3 separate regions of the Mus musculus genome follow, and all the other regions are linked to region 1. The links are chromatin loops, found by intact Hi-C in ENCODE. Cell type or tissue: heart. All regions are shown on one strand. Links, peaks and the distances in the headings refer to the core of each region. The heading gives the core; the rest is flanking DNA.

Region 1 (7,975 bases), core at 1,905-6,904:
TTCTGACCTATGCTTACCTTTTCAGTCTTACCTTTCCCCTGCACATCACAATTTATGAAGCTTTGCATCTAGGCTTCTGTTCTTCAACTCGACCACAATTCAAGACAGCTCCTAAATGAAGCCAGAATTATTTATTCTCCCTGTCCATTCAAGCATTCTGTGTGCATAAACACAAGTTATCAATATTCTAGCTGAGGCATCTAAAGGTAGAATTATACTAATATAAACCAAACACATGGTAAAGGCATTGCAGACATTTGCAAAGGGAATAGATTCAATGTATCAAAAAGTAACCTAAGAATTGAAAATGAGTAAGAACAATTGAGTTAGAGTCATTTACTGTATCTTAAATTAAAAAAAAAAAAAAAAAAAATCCCTTCCCGCCTCTACAGCATAATTAGGATGAAAGCCAACACCTGTTCACCTAATCTGATTCTAAAGTTTGTCAAGATGCTCCTTCTACCTTCATTTTTATGCACCAGTTGATGATGCTATTGCCCAGTGACAGAAGGAAACCTCTACAGCATAACAACTGTGTGGGCTGGGAAGGATGGCTTAGCTGCTGTGTACATATAGCACTTTCAAAGGACCCGAGTTCAATCCCCAGCATCCATGTCAGCAGGCTGATGACTGCCTTGTAATTCCAGCCCTGGGGAATCTGACATCTCTGGTGTCCTGGGGTACTCATGTGACTGAATGTATACACATAACCGTAATTAAAATTACTAAAGGTAAACCTTTAAAAAGCTGCTTTTGTATTACATCTGGTGCCAAATGCCTTTGATCCCAAATACCACAGAGGCTGAGACAAAATTGGGAGCAATTTTGCAAGATTCTTTCTCCAAACAAAATTTTAAAAGAACCAGTGTTGTAATTTTAGTAATCAAGCCTTGGATTCAATCTTCACTACTGGGGGTGGAGGACAGAGAGACAGAGACACACAGAGAGAGGACGAGGGACAGAGAGACAGAAAGAGTGATTTTTAAATGACTTTTAAACCTGATGGTTTAAAGGAAGAGCCACTTTTCATCCTTAGCTGCAGCCTAAAGAGAAATGGGATGACCTTCCTCATCTAAGACGCTGCGCTAACTGTGTTAATGCTCATCTGATTTCCAAGTTTAAAATGGCAGTTATCCATGAGAGGCTGATGCAAGTTCACTGCCATAGCTTTGAGCCAGCCAGGCTACACAGTGAATTCCAAAGTAGCTACTATGTGAACCCATGATCCAAACAACAATAAAAAGAACTGACACAGATTCTTGTCTATTCTGTTTTCTTTGAAGCTGCAAATAACGTATCCTATTTAAGTTAACAATAGACAAAAATTATACTCAAGATGTTTCATTTCTAAATCAGTTAAGTGAGTCAGAATTACACTCATTCTTTTCTAAGCAATATCTGTAAAGTAGTCATTTATATAACCACAGTAGACATATGAATTAAGCTAAGTATGATACAGATATTAAAAAAAAAATGTGGCCAGGCAGTGGTGGCGCACGCCTTTAATCCCAGCACTCGGGAGGCAGAGGCAGGTGGATTTCTGAGTTCGAGGCCAGCCTGGTCTACAGAGTGAGTTCCAGGACAGCCAGGGCTACACAGAGAAACCCTGTCTCAGGAAGAAAAAAAAAAAAAAAAAGTGGATAAAAATTTGTATCCAAGTTTTATTTGCTCACATTATACAGAGCCGATCACTACACCTAGGGTGGTTTACTGGTATTTCCTGAGAACAATAATACAGAAAATCAAACCAAGCATCTTGTTCTTAAACAATCAGCAAGCCAGCTGATGTGTGAGAAGCTGTCAGGGCAATCAAAATCACATTTGCACACTGTATATTTACGTACACTCCTTTTGCAGTAAGTACATAAAAGTTCGTATATGGCATAATCCCCAAATAGAAGTACATGAACAGAAGAAAGGTGAAAGCAGGAGGTAACAGGAATTATAACCACAACTTTCTAAAGCAGAGGAGATTGAGACAACCTTTGAATTGCCACAGTTGAATTGCCAAAGGGTCCTCGGGATGATGGTTTGGTTTTTTGTTTTGTTTTGTTTTGTTTTGTTGTTTTGTTTTTTTTTTTTTTACAAAACTCTATTTTCATTGTTTGTCCAGTACAAATTACAAATTTTCATCTAGCTAACTTTACATGCTTATATGTATTTAAACATCCTTTGATTTTTAATTCAGAAAGCAAATCCATGAATGGCTCATGTTTGCATAGAATCATGGGTAAAGGTTTTCTAATCTTCATTAAGAACATTCATCATCTTTTAAAAGGTTACCTACCTGTGATTTTTCTCCAAAACGATCTTGAGATGCTTCTAAAACAATGACAGGTAATAAAAGTAAAAGCTTTTTCGGGACACAGGAACCAAAATCTGTTCTTTATGCATTCCTTGCTCAATATCACGCAGCTGGCAGAAGCACAGCTGGCCTAAAGTTCTCCATAAAAAGTATTTTGAGTATCTTCCAATCAAGTGTCAGACGTACATTTTATAGAAAATATATTAAACAGTCATCACATCATGGGAATTATAGCCAGTAATGAGAGTGCTTAGTAAATTATTTTAAAAAGTAGAAGTCAGGACATATAAACTCATAAAAACAGGAAAGCTTTTGACAATTTCTTAGCATAAATCCCGAGTAAACTTAGTAATGTTAAAGATAACTGAGAATAAGGTGAGAGGGTGCAGAAATTAGGACATTTCTTCTCCACTAGCCCATACCCTCCCTATCCATCTCTCCTTTTCTAACACACTAAGCTTAAAGTGCTGGGAAGTTTATCTTTCTCTGACCTACATGTCAGCAACACAAAAAGTTATAAAGCCAAAAAGCCAACATAGGAGAGTGAACTTAATGCATATAGCTTTCCAAACTACTTATGAATTTAAAAGAGCTGAATTGTAAAACTGGTAAAAATAAAGGATCTGCACACGCGCGTGCACACACACACACAAACACAGAAAACAAAGGGCAGCAACGGGGATGAATAACTACAAATTTAAGAAAAAAAAAATCACAAGAACAGTAAGAATTACAGAGGAAAACTTTACGAACTCTAAAGTCAGGACGTAATAAAAGTAACAGTATTCCTCCAGATGTTTGAGTACTTCTTTTCCTTAATAATCTAAGTCGATTTCCTGTTAAATACGAAATCCCAGGGCTTGCAAAAAAGAAACAAACAAACAAATAGACAAACAAAACTTGGGCTGTTGGTGTCCTGTTTAAAAACCCAGACTGTATTTCATTTCCCTAGCTGACCCGAATCCATGACACAGTCCTATCCAAAAGCAAAAGGCACCCATTCAGTCAAACAGCCTACGAAAATAGCGGTGGAGTGCGGCCCGTGACAACCGCCGACGAACGGGGGAGAGAAATGAGTGGTTCTGAAAAGTTAAAAAACTCCGGGACCTAGCCATGACGCCAAAGGGAGCTCCGGCGACACACCCAGGGCGGACCGCCACGTTAAGGATACAGCTCTTGCGGGGTGGAGAGGGTTCTCGCCAGCTCTGGCTGCTGCCGAATCCGGATCCCGCTCCTCCTGATCCTCCTCCTCCAGGAGGTCTGCACCCCGGCTTGCCTCCTCGCTCCCCCACTCCTCGCCCCCGACTCCAGCGACTCCCACCCCGGTAAGGCCTGCTGCCTCGAAAGCGGAAACGGTCCAGGGCGATGTGGCTCCGCTCCCAGAAGGACGGCCGGGGGCTGCTTTCCGACAGGGACCCCGACGGCATCCGCCCTGGGGGCGGGTGAGTCCGGAACGGTTCTTTGGGTCGGTAGCTGCTGGGTCCCCTGAGCTGGCCCCGCTCGGCCGGGTGCCGTGAGCGTGAGAAATTCCTCAGCTGCTGCTGGGAGGACGACGAGGAGGACGAGGAGCCGCCGCCGCCTCCCCCGGATCCACCGCCCCGGGCCGGGGGAGGAGGCCGCCGCCGCGGGTACGGTAACAGCCCGCCGCCGCTGCTGCTGCTGCTGCTGCTCCGGCTCCGGCTGTTGTCGTCGTCGCTGATCTCCCCGTCTTCGAGCTCCCCTTCTTCCTTCGGCGAGAGGCCGCTAGAGGCCGGGGTCGAAGGATCGGCGGCGGCCGCCATCCGGAGTGCAGCGCTGGCCACACGACCTGAAGCCCTCCGGCCGGGGACCGCCCGACCGCCGCCTGCCTTCCCCTTCCTCCTCCGCCCTCTGTCCTAACGGACCCGGCGGGCGCGGCCTTTCCCGTGCTCGGACGCCCGGCAGGTTCTGCTCCCCAACTTCCCCGCACCCCAGATCGCTCTCTCTCGCTCGTCGGACCGTCGCTCGCCAGTTCCCTCTCCTAGCGCCCCCTTGCTGCTCTTCCGCCTCGCGAGAAAGCCTCTGTAGAAGGAGGCCGGGTCCCGAGCGTCATTTCCTGCGGCACGCCGGAAGGCGACCCTCCGAGTCTTGCGAGACAGGAAGCGCCCACCCCCATGTCCGCCGCGGTGCTGGCTGGGATTTGTAGTCTCCTCTTGCTCCAGGCTTCGCCCTTGTGTCCCTGCAGTCTTAACTGTCCCCTAGCATCCCGTCCGAGGTGGCAGGCGGGGAAGGAAGGGGTTAGTGTCTGGGTTGCGGACATGCTCTTTCAGCCGCAGACCTGAGTTTCAGAGTCATTAGTCGGTGGGGAAGACATCTGCCATCTTCTCATTCATTGCTAGGGGGCCCCCGTCTGAGACGCTGGACCTAGTCTCTTTGGGACCCCGGGAGGTAGGGGAGGGCGGGGAGCGGGTGTGGCCGCCATGTTGGTGAAGGCGACTGTCTGCGCCCGGAGCTCCGGCACGTTGGCTCTGCAGGCCTAAGCCCGCCATATTAATAAAGAGACAGGAGAGTGGGCCCTCCCTCCCACCCCGGTACTGTGCACGCCCCTCTGCCCTCCCCGCGCTCTGCACCGAGCTGGCGGCGCGGGGTCGCCTGCCTCGTTTGTCTAGCGTTTGACAGAAGCTTGCTTAGCGGGCAGCGCCTCCGAAGTGGCGTAAGGTGGCGCCGAATGAGGGGCCCGGGGAAATGCCGACCAATTGCGCCGCGGCGGGCTGTGCTGCTACCTACAACAAGCACATTAACATCAGCTTCCACAGGTAAACCTGGGAGGGGAGCGGGGTGACGGAAACGGGAGCCTAGGCAGTCTTGAGTCTCGGTCGTGTCAGAAGAACAAGGTCCTCTGACTTTGGTCACTTGCCCAGCTGCGAAGAGCAAGGGGAGCCTCGCTCTTGTCCTTTGTGTGTGGGTCCGCACATCTGGAAACATTTGCTCCTTTTCCGAGGAAAGTTTACCAAATTTGAAAAAAAAAAAAGAAAGAAAGGAAGAAAAGAAAAAGAAACCCGAGTTACTATGCCTTGCATTAAAAAGTGATGAGTATACCTTTATTTTCTACTCTTTTATTTTTTATATCTTAGACCATGCCTTAAGAAGAATGACGCCATAAGGGTTCAAACCAACAAATCACTTTAGAAGCCTGCTGAGTTCGAGTTAAGATTAGGCAATTTTCACTACTGGAATTGACGTGGGAAACATTTCTAATAGTCACACATGGTAACTGAGTCAATCTAATTAAGCAATGTTTATCAAAGAGCAAATAGAAACTCTCTCTTGAACAGAATCACGCACTCACACACAGGTTGAACGTACAGTCATGTCTTTAATTCTGTTAAGTCAAACTCCAAAGCATGTGAACACCGACTTGAATATAATAGGCGGCACTCAGTAAATGGTCACCTTTCCTTCTAGAACTGCCAACTGCCTGAAGAAAAGAAATACTGAAAACTAAACTGAAAACAGTTCTGATTTTATATGCTGTACCATTATACCTTGTGATCTTAGAAATATCTTTGCTCTTTTTCCTACCTCACTGTTACTACGTGCATCCCCTAACTAAAAGCTGCCACTTTCAAAATCCCTCTGATGTTTGTTTTTAAAGTATTTCATGCAAATGTAGTGCTTTATTCGTTCTTACAGCTAATGTACACTGGGTCCCTAATTGCCGGACATTATGCTAATGATGTAGATAGTTCTTACCCTCGGGGACTTTAGAATTGAATAGAGGAGTGCGGCATAATTTCTGTTGAGTGCCACAGAAAAGACTTTCAGAGAGACCTAATTTAGCCTCAGAAAGTCAAAGGACACTTCACAAAAGAGGTGACATGTCAGATGACACCAAAGGATGACAGAGATTTGGTCTTCTATATTAAAGCGTTTTCTACTTTGTTCCAAGAGTACTTGAAGAAGCCCCATGACTATGAAAAGACGGGCACGGTTAGATTTACATAATAAAAAGCCTTCTGGCTGCTGCAGAGAGTTAAGAGTGATACTTAAAGTGCCAGTTGCACATCGCCAGAGAGGAATTTGATGAGAAGGAAGCCTTATAGAATGTTAAATCTATCTGCTGTTTCCTTCATGGGGAAATTACGTTACATGTCAACTGAAATAAACACTGATGCATCCGTCATTGTGGGTACAGGGGTACAGGAGCACTGGAAGAGGGGAGCTGAGTGAGCTGTAACAAAGGGAGCCCAACCAAGCCTGGTGTGTTTGTACATGTCTGTGACCCCAGACCAGAGGAAGAAGAGGCCAGCCTGAGCTACATAGAGCCTATCTCAAAAGAATGTGTAAATAAATATGAGGAATCCATTCAGGGGTCCAGAATAAGATGCTGTTGGCAGTAAAGCTGAAGAGAAGTGGACAGATTTGGGGAAATATTTAAGGAGAATTTACTGGACTTAATCAGATGTGGACCATGAAAGGGAGGAGTCTAGCCCCTAAGTCCAAGGTATAAGAGTTGTACAACAGAGAGCTTGGTGCGATGGCTCACAGCTGTGATCTTAGAACTCAGGAGTCTGAGCCACAGGGATGCATCCTAAAGTCAAGGCCTGTCTGGACTACAGAGTAAATCCTTGGCTCAAAAAGAGGAAAGCAGGTTGGGTGATGCATACCTTCAGGCAGAGGCAAGTGAGTTCTGTGAGTTTGAGGCCAGCCTTGTCTACAAAACAAGTTTCAGGACAGCCAGAGCTATTAAACAGAGAGAGAGATACCCTGCCTCAAAAACACAAAAGAACAAAAAAGATACACAGTGTACAATATTGTTCATCTAATGTGAAATTAACATTTTAATGGTAATTTTAGAAACTTAAGTCTTTGTAATTGCTAGGCAGGCACATTCCTATATTCCCCTTACATGGGAAGAGTAGGTAGAAGGCTTACTATGAGTTTAAGACCAGTCACAATTACAGAATGATTTTGAGTCTTGGCTACAAAAGAAGACCCTGTCTCCAAACACAACATACAAAAAGGAAGGGGGAGTTAAGACAATGTTAAAATAATAATATATTCTTGTTTTTATAAATACAAGTGATATTTAACTTCTCTTGTAGGATATAGACACACACTCTATCTTCTGTGTATCTGTGTGTGTTTCAGGGTCTCACTTTGTATGGCTGGCTCATACTCAATAAATAGACCAGATTGGCCTACATATCTCTCACATGTAAATAACTCACATGTACTCACAAAGATCTCTCTGCCCCTGCCTGGCAGTCATAGACTTCTTTATCTGCCTACACAAATTTTGTTGGGTAGGGGCTGGAAAAGATGACTCATCAGTTAAGAATGTTTATTGTTGCGGGGGGATGGAGAGAATGGCTCAGAGGTTAGGAGCACTGACTGCTCTTCTAGAGGTCCTGATTTCAATTCCCAGCAACCACATAGTGGCTGTAATGGGATCCGATCCCCTCTTCTGGTGTGTCTGAAGAGAGCAAAGTGTACTTACATACATAAAATACATTGAAAAAAAATGACAACCAGAACAGTGTGTGTGTGTGCGTATGTGTGTGTGTGTATGTGTGTGTGTGTGTGTGTACATGAACATATGCCATTTAAAAAAAAAAGAATGTTTATTGTTTTTGAAGAGGACTTGGGTTTGATTCCCAGCCCACACATGGCAGTTCACAAATCAGACCCAGAGGATTCAACACGTCTTCC
Region 2 (7,975 bases), core at 1,775-6,774, 69 kb after region 1:
TGGGGAGTTATGTGCTCGGGAGTTCAGGAGTTCAGGAGTTCAGTAGGCCGGGTAAAGGGATCCGACCCTCTGGTGCTGAAGTTGCAGAAGGCCGTGAGCTGCCCACTTGGGTGCTGGGAACGGACCTCGGGTCCTCTGAAAGAGAAGTCTGTCTTCTTAGCCATGGAGCCATCTCTCCAGCCTGAAAGCAGGGTTTCTTAATCTTGCCACTGACATTTTGATTTGAGCTGAATTGATGGCGGGTGGGGGGGAGGGGGATGGGAGGGGGGGAGTGGGGGAAAGTGTGGTGGCAGAGTGTGTCACTATGTAGGAACTCACTATATAGACTACATTGGGCTCCTTGCAGAGATCTACCTGCTTTTGCCTCCTGAGTGCCGGGATTCCTGGCATGTGCCACCATGCCTGACCTCTCTTCTTAAAGCCTTTTTACAAATTCCTTGGCGTTAAACTTCTAGTTTTCAGTTGACCTCTTTTGGAGGTTGGGTGGGGGCGGGGGGGAGGTGCTTCTCCACAGCTCCTCGTCCGTGCTTCTTTCTAACGTCAGTGTATCCTAGGCCCCTCTGAACCCCTCCCACACCATTCCTGTGTGACTTCATCTTTCTTCCTTTTTCATGCTCCTGTGTGTTGTACATGGATCCTGGAATCATCCTGACTTGCTCCTCTACCTCACTCATTGAGGCAAGGCCTCTCAGTCAACTCCAGGTATGGCCTTGTCAGAGTATGTCAGGTGTGTCACTGTGGGTGTGGGCTTTAAGACCCTCATCCTAGCTGTGTGGAAGTCAGCATTCTGCTAGCAGCCTTCAGATGAAGATTAGAACTCTCAGCTCCTCCTGTATCATGTCTGCCTGGATGCTGCCATGCTCCCACCTTGATGACAATGGACTGAACCTCTGAACCTGTAAGCCAGCCCCAATTAAATATTAGCCTTATAAGAGTTGCCTTGGTTGTATTGTCTGTCCACATAGTTTCTGTCACTGGAGAAAAACTGACACTAGTAAGGTTGGGATTACAGACTACTTTTAACATACGTGAGCCCAGCCTTTTAAAATTGTCTCATTCTTTTCTTATCTATATACTAGCCTTGTGTACTAAAACCAAACTTTGTCTCGAGCATGACCATCCAAGAATCCTGACTGTTGAAATTTGAGGGAATGCTAGAGCTGAGGAGTCAGATAGCTATTGTTTTGTTTTGTTTTGCTTTGTTTTGTTTTCAGGAAGGAGGGCTGTCAATGGTTTTTTTGTACATTTGACACTCCCTGGGCCAAGCATATACAATCCACCACAATGTATATTATTCTTCTGTGACAATTTCTCCATTTGACCTACTATGCTTGTCTAGACTTCTCTTCTTCCTCTCCTCTCTCCCTCCTTCTTTCCTTCTCTCTGTCTCCTTATTTCTTCTCTGTGTGGGAAGAGCATTGTTGGGTGCAATGGAGCTGCATGCATTTCTGCATTATTGCCCTGGTCTACTCTCTCCAGCTAGGAATCTATTCCCAGTTATCTGCTCAGGGAGAAACCCTCGAATTTTCACAGCATTTCCTATTTATGGGGGAGCTAGAGTTTCAGTTTCACTCCTTTTTTTTTTTTTTTTAGATTTATTTATTTATTTTATGTATGCTGTCCTCAGACACACCAGAAGAGGGCATCAGATCCCTTTACAGCTGGTCGTGAGCCACCACGTGGTTGCTGGGAATTGAACTCAGGACCTCTGGAAGAGCAGTCAGTGCTCTTAACCACTGAGCCATCTCCCAACCCATATTGGTTTTTCTGAGACAGGGTTTCTCTGTGTAGCCCTGGCTGTCCTGGAACTCACTTTGTAGACCAGGCTGGCCTCGAACTCAGAAATCCGCCTACCTCTGTCTCCCAAGTGCTGGGATTAAAGGCGTGCGCCACCATGCCTAGCTGGGAGCAACTATCTTGACAGTCAATGTTATTTCATTTTACAATAGTGTTTAAATAATTTTGATTAGGTGAATGCAAAGTGCTACATATAAGGTTGTTGTTTTTGTTTTTGTTGTTTTGTTTTTGAGACAGGATTTCTCTGTGTGGTCATGGTTGTCCTGGAACTCACTCTGTAGATCAGGCTGTCCTCGAACTCAGAGATCCACCTGCCTCTGCCTCCCGAATGCTGGGATTGCAGGAATGTGCCTCCACTACCTGACTTACATATAAGGTTTAAAGAAGTCCACACTGCTAAAGAACCTGTGGGATTCTTGTCATTTGAATGGCTATCTAAAGGAGGAGGGAGGAGACTGCTTAAGGAGAGAAGGGATTAACTACAGACTGTATAACCTTACTCTCAAGAACAAGTAAACATAGGCTGAGAAATGCAAATTTCAATCCATTATGAGGAATATTTTTTTAAAAGATGTATTTATTTTATGTATATGAGTACACTGTAGTTGTGAGCCTTCATATGGTTGTTGGAAATTGAATTTAGGATCTCTGCTCACTCTGGTTGGCCCTGCTTGTTTATTATTATAAATAAGACACTGTAGCTGTCTTCAGACACACCAGAAGAGGGCATCAGATCTCATTATGGGTGGTTGTGAGCCACCATGTGGTTGCTGAGATTTGAACTCAGCAGTCGGGGCTCTTACCCACTGAGCCATCTCGCCAGCCCCTATGAGGAAAGATGTAGAATAAGTCTCTTTCCAAAAGAAGGTGCTTTCTAGTTCTAGAAATGATTGTGTAAAGTCCTCGTGGTAGGTATAGAGAGGAGTGTCTTCATTCGGGTTTTAATTGCAGCACTGAAACACCATGAACAGAAAGCAAGTTGGGGAGAAAGGATTTATTTGACTTACATTCTCACATCACTGTTCATCATTGAAGGAAGTCAGGACAGGAACTTAAACAGGGCAGGAACCTGGGGGCAGGAGCTGATGCAGAGACCATGGACAGGTGCTGCTTACTTGCTCGCTCCCCATGGCTTGCTCAGCCTGCTTTCTTATAGAACCCAGGACCACCAGCCCAGGGATGGCCCCACCCACAATGGGCTGGGCCCACCCCCTTGACCACTAATTGAGAAGATGCCTTACAGCCGGATCTTATGGTGGCATTTTCTCATTTGAGGTTCGTTCCCTCCTTTCAGATAACTCTAGTTTGTATGTCAAATTGATGTAAGACTACGCAGCATAAGGAGTAGATAATATAATCTCATTTATAAAAATAATTGACAAGATAATCTTATAAATGATTGATTCTAGAGAGACATACGTAATTTTAGCCTTGTCCAATTTTCTAATTATAATTTTGTAAAAGGACCCGATAACATTCTGTACCAGGTTAAAGACTGTTTTTGAATTGATACCTTGCAAGTTACATCACAAATTCTTTTCCTATTTGCATTATTATTGTAAATATTATCATTATTATTATTACTGAAATGGTGTCTTGCTATGTAGCTCCAATTAGCTTAGAGCTCACAATTCAAAAGAGGCTGGCCTTGAACTTAAAGGTAATGTCTCTGATTTCTTGTCTGACTTCTTGTCACACGTCAATGTCGGATGCTCCTTTCTACTTCACGGCTCTCCTTTTTGCCGAAGATACTCCTAACAAAAGGCAGCTTTCTCCAGGAAGCTCTTCTAGGACGCTAACTCAGCTAGCTTCCCATGTATCTTTGTAAAACATTCTGAATTGCTTCTCCTTAAAAAGCATGCAGTGTGTAAATTGCGCATGCGTTGTTTCCTTGGTTAAAAATGTAAGCTCTCTGAGGACAGAGACATTGTATCTAATGCGACACAGAGAATGGCAAGCATTGGCTACATTCACGCCCTCGTTGAATGAACGAATGAGCTGCCTTTAAGTTGAAGTGTAAAATTAGTCTGATGAGATGAAAGTTTATTTTAAGTGACACCAAACTACAAAATTTCAGAAATACCAGGTTGCTTTCTTGGAAAGTGTATTTCATGAAATAAAATGGAAACACAGGAAGAAAAAATAAGCAATCGTCCAATAAACCAGACCCATCAAAGTGGACTCAGCATAGACAGAAATCCTGGGGAACCAGGAGTGATGACTGATGATGGGACCGCATTTATTCTTAGCCTGGGCTTTTAGGGCTGGAAACGGAGAGAAGTTAAGTCTTCTGCAATCCTTGCTCTTAAACCTACAACCGAATCGGAATTCCACCGAGTGTGGCAAGCAGCGATAAAGAAGGCGCACCATTGTTAGGAAATATCTCGGTGAGGAAGTGAGTAAGAGGGATGGAAGGATGTGGGAAGGTCTGGGTGGTCAGGGAAGCCTTTCCGGTTTAAGCTGAGACCTGGACGATGACTCGAGGACCTGGCCGTGTGGACGAACTGTAAAGTTCATGAGCCCGGATTTGTGCGCCCAGAGAAAGAGACTCAAGGGCACCTTGGCCGGACTTTGCGTGTGATGACCCCTGGTGTGATGGCTATCCGCTTTGGGACCATTCCTCGGGCCGGGCGATCATGTCCTGTATTCTATTCCATCAGAGTGGGGTCAGATCGCAAAGATCAGCTCCTTCCCACCGCAGGATTCCCGGGATGCTGAGCCGGTTCGTGCGGACGCGGAAACAGGCCCAGGCTCGCCCGCCGCCGACTCCGCCCACCGCGGTCACGTGACGAGGGGTGTGACGTAGGAGGAAGGAGACGCCATTAGAGGGAGGAGAGGCAGCTCTCCCCTAGCCTCGGGTCCCTGACGTGGTGGCCGGGGCCCTTCATTCTGGGACTTTCTCTCGGCCCTCGCAGGCCTCGCCCGCGGAAGGACGCGGCGAGCACCGGGCTCGGCGGGGCGTGAAAGAGCCGGGCCCGGGAGGAGCGGGCGCCCCGGCGGCGGCGGTGCGGGGTTCGGCGCGGCGCTGGGCTCGGGCGGCGGGGTAGCGGCGGCGGGATGGCTGCGGCCGGCGGCGGGGCGGCGGCGGCGGCGGGCCGAGCCTACTCCTTCAAGGTGGTGCTGCTCGGGGAAGGCTGCGTGGGGAAGACGTCGCTGGTGCTGCGCTACTGCGAGAACAAGTTCAACGACAAGCACATCACCACCCTGCAGGTGCAGACCCCGGGGAGCCGGGCTGGGGACCCGCGCCCGCTCCTCTGCCTCTGGCCTGTCAAACCCCCTTCCCTGCCTTCCCATTGCCTTTTGCAATCGCTTTGGGGACCCGCGGGCCTCAGCACACGGTAGATGTCAAGACCCACAGTGGGGAGGGAGAGGACCCGGAAAAGTCCCCAGTTGCCGGTGGAGGCTGCGCAGGTCGGGGAGTCCCCCGGTCTGCGTGCTGGTTTTCCCCTCTGATGGGCTTCGGCTGGGGACACCAGGTGTTTTCACTCTGTGGTCTCCGAGACCATCAGCCCTTCTTCTTTCTTCGCCAAGTAGGAACTCGGATACGGATTAGAATTTGCGAACGAGGTGGTTTGTAACTTCCAGAGCGTACTGATGACTAAGTGTTTATGCAAGTTCCATTTTGTCCTGCTTTCAAAGTAAATGGAGTGGTAAAACACCCGTCGTTGGAGGGTTTTTTTGTTTTTGTTTTAAACGACTGTTTGCTGCTTGTCGGTTACCCCGTTTCTTTGCAGCCTTCTTGTGTCCGGACGTGTGGCTTCCTTATTCTTTGGGGTTTGATCTTATCCGCGTTGAAACATCGTGTTGCGTAGTGGCCAGCAATCGGTCTTCAAACTAAAAAAAAAAAATCTAGGCACTGCTGCTACACGTTTTCTTTACTGTCAGGCCATAAAACGCTGGCTTTCTTCTACAGTTCCATTGGAAGTGTGGAAGTGTTACAATGTAATTGAAAGTGAAACCAGGCCATTGAAGGATCTGCGATCTCCCTGGTCTCCTTAAAAAAAAAAATCAGTTTGCATGTGTTCGAAGGAATTTATCTATTAACATGTCTTGATCAGACTGTCCAGAGGCTAAAAAAGCTAGTGATCTTGAGTTTGGGCGTCTGGATCCATATCCTACCCCCATTTATTTCCATAGCCCCGTGATCTTAGGTAAATTGCTTAACCGTGCATCCCTGGGTTTCTACTGCTACTGTACTCATAATGATTATATCTAGTGCACAGAGTTGTCAAGGTAAATAAGGAAACGCACTTAGCACCTGAAGTGGGGGATAAACACTTATTACCCCTCAGACTTGACAATAGATCTTAATTAACACAGATGCTACTGGAATGCATAAGCTAATGAGTGTGACATTTGATGTCGGGTGCAATTATTTAACAACTGAGTGTAGAGTGTGCAAGGATGCTCCAGTTCTGATCCCGTCCCTATTTTTACACCTGTTTTCAATCCCTTATAAAGCCTAACACCGAAAGAAATGTCAGGTGATAATGCCCACATAAACAGTATGGCGGAGCCCGCGCTTGCTCAGGCCTGGCTAGATTTGAGTCGGTATGGTTCACCGCCTCTGGAGATTAATAAACAACCCATTTCACACTTCTCTTTGTTCTACACTGGAAGAGGAAAGAAAAAGGTCTTGCAGTTGAAAGCTTAACTGGAAAATTAATTTAGCTCTTCAGCCTAAAAATGGCACTGTGGAGTCCAGCGGTGGCGGCACCTGTCTGTCCTGAACCCCAGGACTCGGGAGGCAGAGCAAGCAGATCTCTTGAGTTGGAGGCCAACTTGATCTGCAGAATAAGTTCCAGACCAGCTAGTGCTACCCAGTGAGACCCTGTCTCAAAAGAACACACAAAACAATTGTGCTCACATTATATATTTTCTAAGACGCCTCAGTGCTAAAGGTGATGAATGATTTCCAGGTCTGTGGCAAGAAGCCGGTCTGACCCACACTGGGAAGGTGGGCTATGGTGGATCTCAGGACAGGTAACATCACAGCTGAGATTTTTATGTGACTCAGTGTAGACAGTGTAAGGATTCCATTACAGAAGCCAAGGTTTTAACTAACACAAGGAAACTGCACTGGGATTCCTTCCTTGGGGGGGGGGGGGTAGCAGTTCCCCACCTCGTTCTCACCCTCCCCCCCCAGAGAAGTTTGTATCATCTGTAAGCAGATGCTGCATCAGAGGTGGGAGAGAAAATCCTTCACAAACTACTTATCCTTTTAAAGTGCTTTGTGTTCCAAGCACTTTACCGTAGTTCTGTGTTTAAAGTATTCTTTAGAGTGCTTTGTTTTCAAGACACCTCTTCAAAGTGTTCATGAAACATTAAAAGAACGATGCAGGACAGGAACCCTAGCTAGTTAGTGGCTCACTGTCCTCAGTCATGTGTGGATGCACATCCCCCACCTGACCCCTTTTAAACATCTTGGAGGTCACAGACTGGGACTATAGCTGAGTGGCAGCGAGCCTGCTTACCCTGCCAAAGGCGCTGGGTTCACTTGGAGGTGAAATGAGCTGATATCCCTGAAAACAGGAGACTTTGCCTGGAGGAGGTCCATGGCCTCCTATGTCTAGTGTCAAACAAGTTTTTCTCTTTGTAGAGCCAGAATCTGTTTTAGTCTCAGTTCTGCCCTCTGGAACTTTGGTCTCCTATGACATTCCTTGAGATGGCTCTCATGACCTCCTGAGTCTTTGTCGTCTCTTAGGTAAACAGCTCTGCCTCTTTAATTGGCTCTCTAGTGGCATTCACCATGTCTGCACTCCTCCGGTGTCAGGGCACAGCCATCCTTCCTTCTTTTCCTTTCTTTGTTTCCAGTTGTTGCCTAAGACTCTTGATCCTCCTGCCTCAGTCTCCAGAGTGGCTGGGATTACAGGTGCCCGCCCTCCTGCTGCTGCTGGCCTCCTTTGGTAGAGTGGATGCTTTGAGCTGTAGAAATGAGGGTGACTCCAGATGGGCTTGGACTGAGCAGAGAGGTGCAGGTAGTCACTTCCCCTTCTTTTGACACTGAAGTTGTAAAGATTCTGTGAGTTTCTGGGGGAAGTTGTGGCATTCGACACTACAGGGTTTGTTTTCAACGAAGCATTAATTTATCTTAGATCTTCAAGAAACGTGTATCTCCTTAAGTTCTCAATTCTTCGACTTTGTAATAAAGCATTTTTTTTCTCAACATGCTTGACCT
Region 3 (7,975 bases), core at 1,775-6,774, 140 kb after region 1:
CCACATTGAGTTTGCCTGCAATGTCTCATATTTGCTCGTTAACATTTATTGTTAAAATCAAGGTCAGCAAATTTGCTATAAATCATTTTCTATAGTCCTCAGAGCTCTTTAGTAAATTATTATTATCATCCTTTCCTCAGCATCCTTTGAGTCAATAGCAGTTCATGAAAACCAGGGTTGGCCTTGAACTCGTTATAAGGCTGTGGATGACCTTAAACTCTATATGCCTCTGCTTCAGCCTCCCAGTGCTGAGATTATAGCATGTGCAATAGTACCTGGTTTCAGAGGTATTTTAATAAGTTATCTGGTCTAGTTCCTTTGCTAAACGCTATTAATGTTAGTAAGCACATCATTAGTGCACATGCCATTTCATAGGTATGAATGGAAGTCAGAAGATAACTCAGCTCTCCACAGGATCTGGGGCTCCAACTCGGGTCATGAGGCCTCGTGCTTTTTTCTGTTGAGCTTCTCACTAGTCCCACCCTAGGAAATACTGTTGGACCTCCTGTGTTCCTTCTGGCCTGGAACTCAGACATTTGCCTACTCCTTTCTCATGAATGCTAGGATTAATGCTAGGTCATTTTAAAATATTTATTTTAATTTTTTGCATGTAATCTGTGCACCTTCTCATGCTCTTTTTGTAATACCTGCATAATAGAAAAGCTATGTAAATTGAAGATAATGCTGTATTGTTTAGGGGATAATAAGAAAAATGTGCATGCATGTAATACAGATGCTTTTTTGTACTAAATACTTTTTAATCTGGTTGAATTCAGAGGATATAGAATGTATACAGAGTTGGGGATTTCATAAAATGTAGTAGTTAATGCGAATCAGTCACTTTCTATTTGTCTTTTCAGGCAGACTCAACCAATTTCTAGAAGTTAAAGTTACACCTTTACAATTAGATAAACATGACTGTCTTCTACATATAGTAGAATATAGTGTAGAATTTTGAGTTTTGTGGCATGTAATTTTCTCTCAAAAAGGTACAGAAGATGAGCAGGGCATGGTGGTGTTTACCTGTGACTTCAGCACTGGAGGCAGAGGCAGTTTTATCCATTACCGTGATTAAAAGTTTTCCTGGGTATAGTAGACTGGGCTGGCATGTGTGGTCTCAAATCTGTCCAGCTCTTCTGGGATTTAATGTCTCCATTGAGAAATGAGGTATATACTTCTAATGGGTCTGCATTTATATGTTACTTAGTCTTTTCCCCTTACAGCTTTTGATTAGTGTGTGCGGAGAGGGACTTGGCTTCCTGCATCTGGTGCTCTGTGTGCTGCTTGTACCTTGGTAGGCATGACCTTTAGTTTGGGGAGATTTTCTTGAAAATGATTTCTGTGCTTTTGACTTCCTTTCCTTTCCTTTCCTTTCCTTTCCTTTCCTTTCCTTTCCTTTCCTTTCCTTTCCTTTCCTCCCCCCCCCCCCCCCCTCTAGACAGGTTATCTCTGCAGCCCTGGCTGTCTGTTCTTTCTGTAGATCAGAAAGAACACTCTGTAGATCAGTCTGGCCTCAGACTCAGAAGTCTGACTGCCTCTGCCTCCCAGGTGCTAGAATTAAAGGCGTGTGCCCCATCCCTACTACCTGGCCTCCTCCTTATTACTTTTACATCTGCTCTTTTCATAGTGTTCCAGGTTTCTTGGATTTTTGTGCCTGGAGCTTTCTAGATTTGACATTTGCTTTGACTGCGGTGTCCATTTCTCGTCTTGTGTTTTCAGTGCCTGAGCTTCTGGCCTTGGTCTCTCCTGTTGAAGGCTTGTGTCTGTGGTTGCTGTGAGGTCTGAAAGTGTTTATTTCCACATTTCCTTCAGTTGGGGTTTCTTTATTGAGTCTGTTTCCATATTCAGATCTTGAACGGTTTGATTCATTTCGTCTACTGTTTGTGTTTTCGTAGATTTCGTTAAAGGAATTATTCCTCATAAAAGCTGCTTTAAGGTATTTGTCTTGTGGTTCAGCTATGTTGGAATACTAGGGGCCCGCTGTGGTAGGTAGGGTTGCTGGGCTGTAGTGGAGGCCTACTGTCCTGGCTGTTACTGATTGTGTTTTTATCCTGGCATCTGGGATTGGGAAGATTATAATTTTAGGTGCTAATGTCTGGTCTTGTCTTTGGGGGTGGCATGTCTTGTTTCTTGGTTTTTGTTTTGTTTTCCTGTTTCTTTAATGTGGTGGTTGTATGTTGCCTGGTAGGCGATTATTCTGGGGTCCTGATGGATGTGGGCACTGGGGGTTCCAGGTAAAATGTGTTTCTGGGTGCTGGGAGCTGACACGTAGGAATGAAATAGTTGTGGCAGCTGCTGATGGGGTTCACAGGAGGGAGGAAAGCAGGGTGTTCCACCAGCATCTGCGTAGTCCCCTGGGAATGGGGGCAGAGAATGAGGACAACACACATCAGGTCTGCCGCAGTTAGGGATGAAGCTAGAAGACTGACTGTAGAGGAATGAAGGGTGAGGTGAGGAGCTGCAGATAGACTGCTTCCCTGGTCAGAGAGTGCTGTTGGAGATGGGGATGGGACCAAGCAGTGGGTGGGGGACTGTGTGTTCCGTGGGAGATAGGGGCAGGGGAAACCTCCTGTCTTATTCTCTGTAAGTTTATGCCTGTGTTATAAAACCACAGCAGCATGATCTTTTGTGAGACCAGGCCACTATAGGCGTACAGAGAAAGCACCTACCTGTCCCTTATATCTTATTGGCTGATCTTTTGGATATTTTCATGTACATTTTTAGTTTGAACTCAGTGTTTTCCTTAAAATGTTAAAATATTGTTATTGGTGTTGTATGTGGCTGGAAATAAACTCGGAGCTTTGTGCTTGCTAGCAAGCATTATATCACTGGTGGTTATCCCAGCTCCAGACTGGAATAGATGAATTTATACAGTAGGCACATAGCATTTAGTTAAACGTCATTATAGAGATGAATAAGAATGTGGGGAATGCCAGGGCCAGGAAGTGGGAGTTCGTGGGTTGGGGAGCAGGGCCAGGGGGTGGGGAGTGTATAGGGGACTTTTCGGGATAGCATTTGAAATGTAAATGAAGAAAATATCTAATAAAAGAGTTGTTAAAAAAATAAAGCTTTATACAGTATTCCAGCAAAAAAAGAAAATGTGATTATTACCAATCTGAAAAAGAAATATTCGTGTGTAGTGAAGCAAATTTCCTTCTAATTTTTTTTTATGTTTGAAGCTTCCTGAAGTCTGTGTGGTATGCTTTAATACAGGTTGAATATTTCTAATCTGAAAATCCAGAATCTGTAACGTTCTCAAATCTAAAATGTTTTCAGTTCTGAGTCGACACTAGAAATAGAAAATCCCACATCTTAACTTCGCCTGACACCCTGCAGTCACGGCACTCTAAGCCTTCAGACTGTATACATAAGGCATGTATGAAACAAAGAATTTTGTGTTTGGATTTGGCCCTGTTCCTAAAACAATCCATTGTAAGTACATATTCGTGAATCTGAAATACTTCTTGTCCAGTCAGCCTGTGATACGTTTGTATGTGGGGTAATCAGACACTTGAGCAGTATTATAGGAAAATACCTTGAGGATTGGGGAGAGGACTCAACAGTTCGAGCCCTGGCTGCTCTCCTGAAGGACTCAAGTTCAGTCCCCAGTTTCCACATGGCTCGAAGTTGTCTGATGCTCCAGTTCCAGAGGATGTGATGCCATCTTCTGGCCTCCAGAGGAACCAGGCCTGCAAATGGTGATTAGACATTACATGGAAGCAAAACATGCATATGAATAAAACATTTAAAAAGTCAAAACGAAAGAACACATCTCAGTTACTTTTAAGAAATGTTGAAATAAAAAGTGTGACTCGAGCCGGGGCTGCTTTAGTAAAGTACTTGCCATGCACGTGTGGGTTCAGATCTCCAGCTCCCATCGAGACGGAGACGGACCTGCCATTTCAGCTCTGAGAAGGGCGACACATGTGCATGATACATACACACATGTGAGAGGGAAGTCACATGATGATCTTGTTTTTTTGCTGTTTCAGATTATATATGAACAAGAAGGAGTATATATTCACTCATCTTGCGGAAAGGCAAATGACCAAGACAGCTTGATTTCAGGAATATTGCGTGTTTTAGAAAAGGTGAGTTTCTGGTAAACTGATTTATTTAATAATATAATAATAATAATAATAATAATAATGATGATGGTGATTCTCTTCAGGGCTTTGGAGAAGAATCTGAATTTTATATGTAAGATTACTGGCTTAGATTTTTCTCTAAACCTACTTTATTTAGGTTCTAGAGTGTTTCAGCCTCTCTTCTAGCCCATTGAGAGGTAGGGGAAAAAGAAAGAAGGCTTATAGGAAAAGGGGCTTATGGACCTGTTTAGAAGTTTTTGGGGCAATTCCAGTCTTCATTGTCAGGATATCAGCAGTCCAGTCCAACAGCAAACACTCAACACGAATCAGTAGCAGCGGCTTGATCGGCTGGACCCAGTAGAAACCACAGGCGTCACCAGGTTGTCTAGAGAGAGAAGAATTGGTTGGAGTACCAAGAGAACCCTCTCGTGTCTGCTCCAGCAAAACATTGTATGCTCTCTCACATGTCTGCTTCAGCCAAACATCCACTCCTGTGTCTGCTTCAGCCAAACATCCACTCCTGTGTCTGCTTCAGCTAAACATCCACTCCTGTGTCTGCTTCAGCTAAACATTGTATGCTCTCTCACGTGTCTGCTCCAGCTAAACATCCACTCCTGTGTCTGCTCCAGCCAAACATCCTCTCACAAGACGCTCCAGAAAAACAGCGCGTGACACAACTGAGTTTTCAAAGAAACCAGAAATTTCCCTCTTCATAAGATAGTGTATAGTTGAACAACTGTTGTAAATTTAACATTGAGATATGCTAGATACAAAATACCTTAGGTGATGAAAATCATGAATTATTTTAAATGTGTATGTAAAGCTGGGCATGTTGGTACACACCTTTAGTCCTAGCACTTGGGGGGTGGAGGCAGGTGGATTCTAGTGGTTTTGAGGTCAGCTTGGTCTGTGTAGCAAGTTGCAGAACAGCCTGGGCACCTGAGATATCCTGTCTCACGAGAGAGAGAAAAGAGTTACGTAAACATTATAGTAACACAAAGTTTTCATAATGAGAAATAATTAGAATTAAATTTCCATAATTGTTAAATAATGATAATGTTAGCATGTGTAAAATACTAATGTTTAAGGACCTAAATTTTTATTTTGCATTTAGAAGTAAAAAATGGATTAAGAATATACTATATTAGCTGGGCGGTGGTTAGAGCACACCTTTAATCCCAGCACTTGGGAGGCAGAGGCAGGCAGATTTCTGAGTTCGAGGCCAGCCTGGTCTACAGAGTGCGTTCCTGGACAGCCAGGGCTATACAGAGAAACCCTGTCTTGAAAAACAAAAAACAAAAAAAAAAAAACCAACCAACCAAAAAAACCCACCCCACCCCCAAATACATATGTGTGTGTGTGTGTGTGTGTATTTATATATATATTATACACACACACATATATAGTATATTGATGGATTATAAATATAATTCATGGTTTCTCTCATCAGGATGGTCAAGTTTTCTTGATGAATTCTAAATAAATTTCCTGATTTCCTTCTGTAGGATGCTGAAGTAATAGTGGACTGGAGACCATTGGATGATGCATTAGATTCTTCCAGTATTCTGTGTGCTGGAAAGGTATTTATAAACTATCGCCTAGAGAATGATATATGTTTTCTTTTTATGTGTGTATATGTAAGTATGTAGGCATGCATGTGTCTTATGTACCACCTTGCTCTAGTACCTTCACCTGTGTAGGCTTAAGTTTTTTAAAACCTACTTTTATTTTAATAAGGGTTCTTAAACACTTTACCCTGCCTTCTAGCCCACCACCCACCAGAGGGAGTGGGAAAGAGCAGTTATTAGGATGCCGGAAAGTTCTTTGGAGCTAACGTAGCCTGCACTGTCGGGCTATATGCCATCAGTTCAGTAGTGTCAGGACAGCAAACGCAGAGCAGCAGCAGAGGCCTGCCCCAGCAGAACCAGCCAGACCTCAATCTGCAAGTCAGCAGGTCAACCAGGAAGGACCAGCAGGGATGCCTGGAGTTCTCTGCTGTGCCTTTCTCAACTCAGTGAAGATGAGAGACCAACAAGTTGCAAGGCTAGCTACACAAGCCCCCATCACTGTCCGTTGGGTCTTATTTATACTCTCTCCAAACATCACCTGTCCATAACAGGTCTTGCCTCAGCAAAACACCATTTGAGTCTGCACCAGCTGATACCACTCTGTCCGTCAGCCTGAGTCTGCAAAAACGGCAAGAAGCCATCAGACCACCACAGGAAGTTTTTTGGTGTGTTTTTTTTTTCTATGAAGCCATGACAAAGGATGAACATAAATGAATGGCAAGGCATACAAATACCATCCAGTGTCATCCTCCATCTGTTGGGTCTTTCTTAGTATCATGTGATTGCTTTAGCAAAACATCCTTTACCTGTGTCTGCTTTAGTGAAATGTTCCTTCTCAAGTCTTTGTGAACTTGACCTATTTGTCTACTGCAGCAAAGCATGCCTTGACATAACTTTCTACAAGCCCCATCTCCCTGCCCCCTTCGTGCTGGCACTCTTCCTCCCTACAGTAGATCCGTTTTCTGTGGGGGTCACTTAGTTTTCCCCTCCTTTCTACCACCTAAGATTCATGCACACACACACATGCATGCACATGCACACGCCAATAAATGTTGGTGTAATGTTTCTATGCACTGCACAGAGATTGGCTCTGCCTTATACAAATGCTGATTTTGAATGGGCAGAGATCTGATTGCAGGCTGGACTTTGGTATTGCTAAGTGTCGCCTGTCTCAGTGTTTTGTAAACATTCCCTCTTTCACCATCTGATGTGCTGTATTACAAAGCTGATGGCCTATAGCAAAGGCAGGAAGCAGAAGGTTGGACTTAAAAGCACAGAGAGAACTCTGTGAAGGAGGAGGCGGAGAATTTGCTAGAGAGACAGAGAAGCAGCAGGCTGGGGCTAAGGAGAGGTAACTTAACAAAACACACGGCAGAATTAGAATAAATGGGTTAATAAATTAGGAGCTATTTGGGAACAAGCCTAGCTATAAAGCATAGACATTTATGGTAAATATGTCTCCAGGTTGTAATTCCGGAGTTGGCGATCCCAAAGAAAGTCCTGTAACATACACAAATTTAGGTTTCATAAATGAGAGAAAATGTGCAAGATTTGGATTAGGGCACATTTTCACTTTATCTGTAAAGAACTGGTATCTAAGTCTAGTCACATTTTTATTTTAGCGAGCACATATACATAACCTGCAGATTACAGATATACAATAGCAGGTAGCAATACCTGCTACCCTGCCTATAGGTATTAGTAATTAGTGTGCTATTGTGGTTTTGATTCTTTTGTCTTTCTAATGAGTAACATAGGGCCTCTTTTCATAAGATTACATGTGTATTTTCATTGGATAGATAGCTGCTCTTAAGCGCTTTGCTATTTGTCTCTTTTAAAACTCTTGCTGATGTAGAACTTACCATATAAACTAGGCTGGCCTTGAACTCACTGAGATCCTTCTGAGTGCTGGGATTAAAGACCACCACTGTGCCCAGCCTTAGCCTAGATTATTTGTCCGTCATCCATTCATCTACCATCCATCTGTCCGTCCAAGCACACAATCTGAACCATTGCTCTCAGTGCCATGCCACATTTACCCCGAGGATTCTGTTCCTTCTTTCGCTCACTGTCCTATATACCATACCTACTTGTGGTTTATTTCTTTGCTTTTGAGATGCTCCAGTGTTTCCTGAGAAAAGAAGTGTGTGGGAGCAAAGTGATTTCCTTTAAGGATAGTTTATTATTCTTGGTTATGTATATCTGAATCTGTGTCTGGATATCTGTACGTGAGTTGTTGACTCCTTTGGAGCAGGAGTTCCAGAAGGTTGTGGGCCTCCTGGCCTGTGCTCTGAACCCATGTCAGGTCCTCTTGAGACC

Evidence for each region. Peaks named below come from ENCODE experiments on the same cell type or tissue, not always from the same donor. Only the 100,000 strongest peaks of a DNase experiment are listed, where the experiment ranks them.
Region 2: it touches region 1 in a loop (4-fold over the local background); 21 of 42 quality-filtered maps call a loop at or near these places.
Region 3: a loop joins it to region 1, with 1.8 times the contacts of the local background. A loop is called at or near these places in 6 of 42 quality-filtered maps.

The regions. Positions count from the first base shown.
Region 1 is chr10:115,381,309-115,389,283 of GRCm38, reverse strand. Thap2 (THAP domain containing, apoptosis associated protein 2) reads left to right here and starts at 4,849. Exons shown (of 3, transcript NM_025780.4): 1 at 4,849-5,079. The coding sequence starts at 5,009. It overlaps Zfc3h1 (zinc finger, C3H1-type containing), which reads right to left and starts at 4,325. Exons shown (of 35, transcript NM_001033261.2): 1 at 3,477-4,325. The coding sequence starts at 4,086. In heart, for the core only: a CTCF peak has its summit at 4,319; DNase peaks (open chromatin) are centred at 3,673 and 4,433; H3K4me3 peaks cover 4,818 bases; H3K27ac peaks cover 3,833 bases.
Region 2 is chr10:115,312,226-115,320,200 of GRCm38, reverse strand. Rab21 (RAB21, member RAS oncogene family) reads left to right here and starts at 4,610. Exons shown (of 7, transcript NM_024454.1): 1 at 4,610-5,007. The coding sequence starts at 4,855. In heart, for the core only: no CTCF peak of the experiment used is centred there; DNase peaks (open chromatin) are centred at 4,570 and 5,210; H3K4me3 peaks cover 3,310 bases; H3K27ac peaks cover 2,732 bases.
Region 3 is chr10:115,236,965-115,244,939 of GRCm38, reverse strand. Tbc1d15 (TBC1 domain family, member 15) reads left to right here. Exons shown (of 17, transcript NM_025706.3): 2 at 3,993-4,091; 3 at 5,594-5,668. Among named protein-coding and RNA genes, the nearest start is that of Tbc1d15, 11 kb to the left of the region's middle. In heart, for the core only: a CTCF peak has its summit at 3,687 (motif pointing left); no DNase peak of the experiment used is centred there.